Linked DNA regions of Homo sapiens: region 2 is linked to region 1. Evidence: read pairs that join two places in POLR2A ChIA-PET (ENCODE). Cell type or tissue: PC-9. All regions are shown on one strand. Links, peaks and the distances in the headings refer to the core of each region. The heading gives the core; the rest is flanking DNA.

What was found. Peaks named below come from ENCODE experiments on the same cell type or tissue, not always from the same donor. Only the 100,000 strongest peaks of a DNase experiment are listed, where the experiment ranks them.
Region 2: POLR2A ChIA-PET joins it to region 1 with 5 read pairs; 1 of 35 experiments calls an interaction of 5 or more read pairs at or near these places.

What each region holds. Positions count from the first base shown.
Region 1 is chr2:12,683,289-12,686,199 of GRCh38, forward strand. No RefSeq gene overlaps it. Among named protein-coding and RNA genes, the nearest start is that of TRIB2, 32 kb to the right of the region's middle. In PC-9, for the core only: no CTCF peak of the experiment used is centred there; a DNase peak (open chromatin) is centred at 1,433; H3K4me3 peaks cover 576 bases; H3K27ac peaks cover 318 bases.
Region 2 is chr2:11,821,271-11,824,181 of GRCh38, forward strand. All of the region lies in intron 20 of LPIN1 (lipin 1), which reads left to right. Among named protein-coding and RNA genes, the nearest start is that of MIR4262, 14 kb to the right of the region's middle. In PC-9, for the core only: no CTCF peak of the experiment used is centred there; a DNase peak (open chromatin) is centred at 1,731.

The sequences.
Region 1 (2,911 bases), core at 201-2,700:
GAAGTCAAAGTGTTTACAGGCATAAAAGTATTTCTGAAAGAATAATCATCGGTTTCTTTAACAGTACTATAATGAATTAAGACACAGTACTATCCACAAGTTCATCAATATTTAATTTTCTTCTAAAAACCACATTAGGATTAACATTACAAAGAAAACAGGTTTTTGTTGCAAGGAAAAATGTATCTCTGTGATATGATTGTTTCATGTGATACGTCTGTTAGCATAACGCAGTGGAAGGGAGGTTATTTATATGAACAAAATCTCTTTTTCTGAATTTCTGCCCCTTGTTACTTTTACAAACGAAGCATCACTTGATCAGCAGGAAGACACAGTACACAAAGCTTTGCCACAGCAGGATATGTTCCCTAATGTTTGGCTAATCTTTGGGTGTTCTCAAAGAAAGTAATGGAAGAATTTTAATAGCAGGGGTTATATGAACTTCTTCTTGAATTACCTGGGTCAGCTAAACACTTTGCAAGATGTTATGGCACAAGACCCATATAAGTATGTCCAGAATCTCTACACTGCCATATTCAGAACCAATTTGTAGCTCTTTTCTAAGTGCTAAGCTTTAATAGATAACGCTGTTAATAATTAATCCTTTTCTTAAAGTGCTTTGATTTTTCTGATTCATATTCCGCTAAGTATTTTTTTGGCAACTGAAAGCTTACTGAGCCAAGGCACAATTACAATGGTGAAGGAACCATATATTCCAGTCCCCATGAGATGCTAATGAAGGAGGCTAGGCAGGTGTGCCGACTTCAGCCTGCAAAAGAAGCTTGGCATTATTCATCTCATCACAAGAGGCACATTTAGCCCAAATTAAAATACCCATGCACACTGGTCACCACACATGCTATTCCACATGAGTGCCTTTGTTAGTACCATTGCCTTTCTCACCTCTACCCTGCTACTGCCTGCTCATCTCTGAAGATTCAGCCATCACCTCCTTCAAGAAGTCCTCCTTGATTCCTCCCCCAGCCCAGGCTTGCTTGGTAGCCTCCCCTCAGCTTTGCCTTACTTGCCTCTGCTTTTTTCTGCACATTGTACCATGGTGATCCCTTTGTGGGTCTGCAGCCCCTATGGACTCCGAGCTTCTGCAAAGCATGGTCTATGTGAATGTGGAGCTTAAAACAGCTTCTCAGTACATGTTTTCTGAACAAAGCTGAGCTGAGCAGAGCAGACTGGCTGATAATTTATGAAGTCTAGATTATGCCTCCAGCAAAACTGCAAAAGGCAACATTTCCTCTAGCCCAGTGCTCCATGACCATTTCAGGACACAGCTGAACACTCATCTTATTTCTGTACAGTCGCCTGTGTGCCGACACGGCTTGCATTTTTCCTTTTCTTTTGGCTTTCTTCCTGTAAGAATTACACAATCTCCTGTCCTCCTCTTACCTCCTCCTCCTCCTCCTGCACTATACCTCCAGCTATGAAAAGCTATGAATAAAGAAAGACAGCTGGCACTTCAGGATCCTGTTACTGATTCAATACGTGCATACCTTTCCATGAGTCCTGCCGAGTTGCATCTTCTTGACAATGGCAATGCCAAATCAGCCTTGATTCTTTCCCATACAGAAAAATACAGACCTCAGAAGCCTGAAAGGGCTTGTGGGGCTCAATCAGACTTGCTCCATCCTATGGGAACATAATGGATCACACATAGGCAAACCTGCCTTCGAAAAGCCTCTACCATCGGCTTTCTGTTTGTGATCCCAGGCCAGATACTGCATTTCTTTGCAGCTTTGTTTCTTCATTTCTAAAATAAGATTAATACTCTACATTACACAGTGTTTGGGGGAGGATTAATAAGATAATATTATGCAGACTCTATCACCTAATGGCAAAAAATGGGTAGAAATAATATTGGTTTTTATTTTGGTCCCACCCCCCCAAAATTCATATGTTGAAGTTCTCACCCCCAGTTCCTTGTAATGTGACCTTATTTGGAGCTAGAATCTTTACAGAGGTAATCAAATCAAAATGAGGTCATTAGGGTGGGCCCTGATCCAACATAACTGATGTCCTTACATAAAGGGGAAATTTGACCACAGAGCCAGGCGCACAGTGAGAACGCTGTGTGAAGATGAATGGAGAGATCAGATTGGAGTGAGGAGTCTACAAGCCAAGGAACGCCAGATGTGGCCCACAATCCCCCAGGAGCTGGGGGAGAGGCTAGGAACAGGGTCTCCCTTATACCTCCAGAAGGGATCAGCCCTATAAACCCTTGATCTTGAACTTCTGGCCTCTAGAACTGCAAGATGATAGTGTCTGTTGCTTAAGCCCTCCAGTTTGTGGTAGTTTATGTTTGAAGATGCTCAAAAATGGAGATGTTAAACAAAAACCTAAGTCACCAGGACAGGTCCAGGAGTTAGACCCAGGCCAGCAGCGCCTTTCCACTAGAGCCCTTTGTTCAGCCAGTGGCTAAAGTGTCAGTCACCACAGTCTCTACCCAGGCCCCTCACATGCCACCTCCTGCAGCAGAGCCCCTTCATCTCCACATCATCTCCCTGTCCCAAAGGGCCTTGAGCACACCCTCCTCTCCAACCTGGCCCTTCAGGGAGGAAGGACAGATGGCTTCCAGTGGGATTCTACTTTAATTGGTCTAGAGTGGGGCTCAGTCATCACTGCTTTAAGAGCTCTCTGGATGACCCTCACGTGCAGCCGGTAAGGATGTCTGCCTTAGACCACACGGCCCTACAGTGAGGCCAGTGCTGTCTTCCTTGTGGGTGTCTGCCATGCACCATCCAGTGGGTGCTCCCGTGGGTGGGGAACCAGTGAATGGAGTCCCTGGTAACAGATGAAAACCAATGAACCTCCTTGAGCATATGGTGCCTGCCTAGCAGTCAGGGGCTCAGGCCCTTACAAAAGCCGCTTAGCTGCCTGCCTCCATCCCCCCACCGCCCTC
Region 2 (2,911 bases), core at 204-2,703, 860 kb before region 1:
CTTTGGGAGGCTGAGGTGGGTGGATCACCTGAGGTCAGGAGTTCGAGACCAGCCTGACCAACATGGAGAAACCCCGTCTCTCCTAAAAATAGAAAAATTAGCCAGGTGTGGTGGTGCATGCCTGTAATCCCAGCTACTCAGGAGGCTGAGACAGGAGAATCACTTGAACTCGGGAGGCAGAGGTTGCTGTGAGCCCAGATCGTGCCATTGCACTCCAGCCTGGGCGACAGAGCTAGACTCTGTCTCAAAAAACAAAAGAGCCTCTGGCCTTAGTGGCCCCAGATAGCCCGAGGGGTTCCTCTTTATCTGGAGGAGTTAGACTGGGGGAGTTTGGTTCTAGGAGATTCCTAAGGATTGGTTTTCTCCATGTAGCTTCTGTGGTTTTAGATAGAGAGATAAGTTCTCTCTAGGGCAGATTTTTACTTTCAAGATGGTCCTTAAACTAGTTGGATTCTAACTGAGTGTCAATAGGGCAGTTCTAGGCTAACAGGAGTCCTGGGGCTGCCCCACAAGACTCCTCTCACCCTGCAGTCATGCCAGTACCCAAGCAGTCCTCAAGGTTTGTGCAGAGAGAGGGGAGGCTGGAGCCAAGGCCCTGTTCCCTCCTGCAGAAGGCGAGGCAGTGCCAGGCTGCTTCCTGATTGGCAGAAAAACAGCAGGAACTTGATTCCTTTCTTAACCCTTCCTTGCGGTTTCTGCCACCTCCACTGTTCTAAGTGGCTGACTGTGACAATGTCTCGTTCCCACTCCCCTCTCATTCCCCAGGCTGGAGAGGACCTACTGGGTTTCTATTTAGGATCTGTGTTATAGTCTGTTTTCATGCTGTTAATAAAGACATGGACCCAAGGCTGGGTAATTTATACAGGAGAAAGGATTTAGGCTGGGCACGATGGCTCATGCCTATAATCCCAGCACTTTGGGAGGCCGAGGTGGGTGGATCACCTGAGGTCAGGAGTTCAAGACCAGCCTGACCAACATGGTGAAACCCTGTCTCTACTAGAAATGCCAAAAAAAAAAAAAAAAAAAAAAAATTAGCCAGGCATGGCAGCTTGCACCTGTAATCCAACTACTTGGAAGGCTAAGGCAGAAGAATCACTTGAACCCAGGAGACGGAGGTTGCAGTGAGCCAAGATCATGCCACTGCCCTCCAGCCTGGGTGACAGAGTGAGACTCCATCTAAAAAAAAAAAAATTAAAAAAAAAAGGGGAGACCTCACAATCATGGTCAAAGGAGGCAAGGAGGATCAAGTCATGTCTTACATGGATGGCAGCAGGCAGAAAGAGAGCTCGTGCAGGGAAACTCCCCCTTATAAAACCATCAGATCTCATGCGACTTTATCACAGGGACAGCATGGGAAAGACCTGCCTCCATGATTCAGTTAACTTCCACTGAGTCCCTCCCACAACACGTGGGAATTCAAGATGAGATTTGGGTGGGGACACAGCCAAACCATATCAGGATCAAAAAGAACTTTGAACCAATGAGACGCTGTCCAGGAATGGGAAAGTGGCAGGTCTTGCCATGCACGCATGGAAAGAGGGACTCCAGCATCTGAGAGGGTTTGGCTAGGTGGCCTCTGCGGTCATTGCATTGACTGAGGCTCTAGGGTTAAAATGCACACCTCGCCCATGGCTTGGCCTAGGGTGGAGCTCTGCAGACTTTACTCATTGCCAGGGGATGTTGACATTTTACACCTGGACTGGAGGCGGGGTTGTTCCTGTGAGAGAGTAAATCTCCTCCCCCAGGAAGCTCACATTTCTCTGGCGCTGAACTTGGTATAGCTATTTCTGAGCCAAGTAGATGCTTGTCATTCAGAACTGGGACAGTCATCTGAAATGTCTTCAGAGGCTGGGGCCACACAGCGGGAGCAGCTCAGTTCTTTTTCCCTTTCGTTTGCGAGTGTCTGTGCGTAAGCTCTGCCTGCTTGGGAGGAGCACTGTGTGTGGAGGTCGGTCTGGGGGAGGCGCGCAGATGGAACTCGGCCTGGCCGCTCAGGGAGTGTGAGAGTGGGTTTGGTTCCAGTGCACCGCGGCCTTGTAGTCAAGCCTGCAGGGAGGGGCCCTGCTGCCGCAGCCACAAACCTCAGACAAATAAGCCTTAAAGCCGGGAGGTATTTTAAAAATCTGTCTGTTTGTTTGAATCCCAAGGAAAGACATAACTCTTGGTTTTGTATTAGGAGACGTCACTTTCCCATTTTGTGCAAGCACACTGTTTCTCATAAGTCCTTTGGAGGTCCTTTATTAAATATACACACTCGGCTTCATTTAGTACATTATTTTATACCTCAGAACATGCACACTTCTGGAGTCTGGATTTTGGAAGTTCCTTTAGGTTCTTAGCAATTTGGAACTAGACAGTGATCAGTGACTGTCAAGGAGGAATCTGGGGATGGCTGGCAGTGGGCTGGGTGTGCCAGAATCTCAGTTTGGAGGTGCCTGGAGGTCTGAACATGCATATTCAATATAGCAATAGCAACTTTCTTTTCATAGTATAAGCCACAGAAACTAACATGCAACATATTTTTGGGCATGCAAATAAAAGAGAGCAAGAGAACGTTGTAGGAAGCATTGGGAAGCCCTGCTCTAATTCAGCTCCACAGACTATAAAGACGAAGGGCTCCAAGAGGGCAAGACAATTGTCCAAGGTTACAGCAAGCAGGAGAGCCCGGGTCTCTTGACCGTCATGCCAACCAGGGCTTTTTTCTCTAAGACGTGTTGATAATTTGTCATTTAGATACATTTGAGCACCCAGTATACATTATTTTAATGTTGCATATGTTATTTTATTTAAATTATCCTTAAAACTGTGGCATAGTTTTTATTTTCCTCCCTTTACAGTGGAGGAAATTGGCTTAGAGAGGTTACGCCATTTGCCCACGATCACGCAGCTAGTAAATGGCAGAGCTGAACAT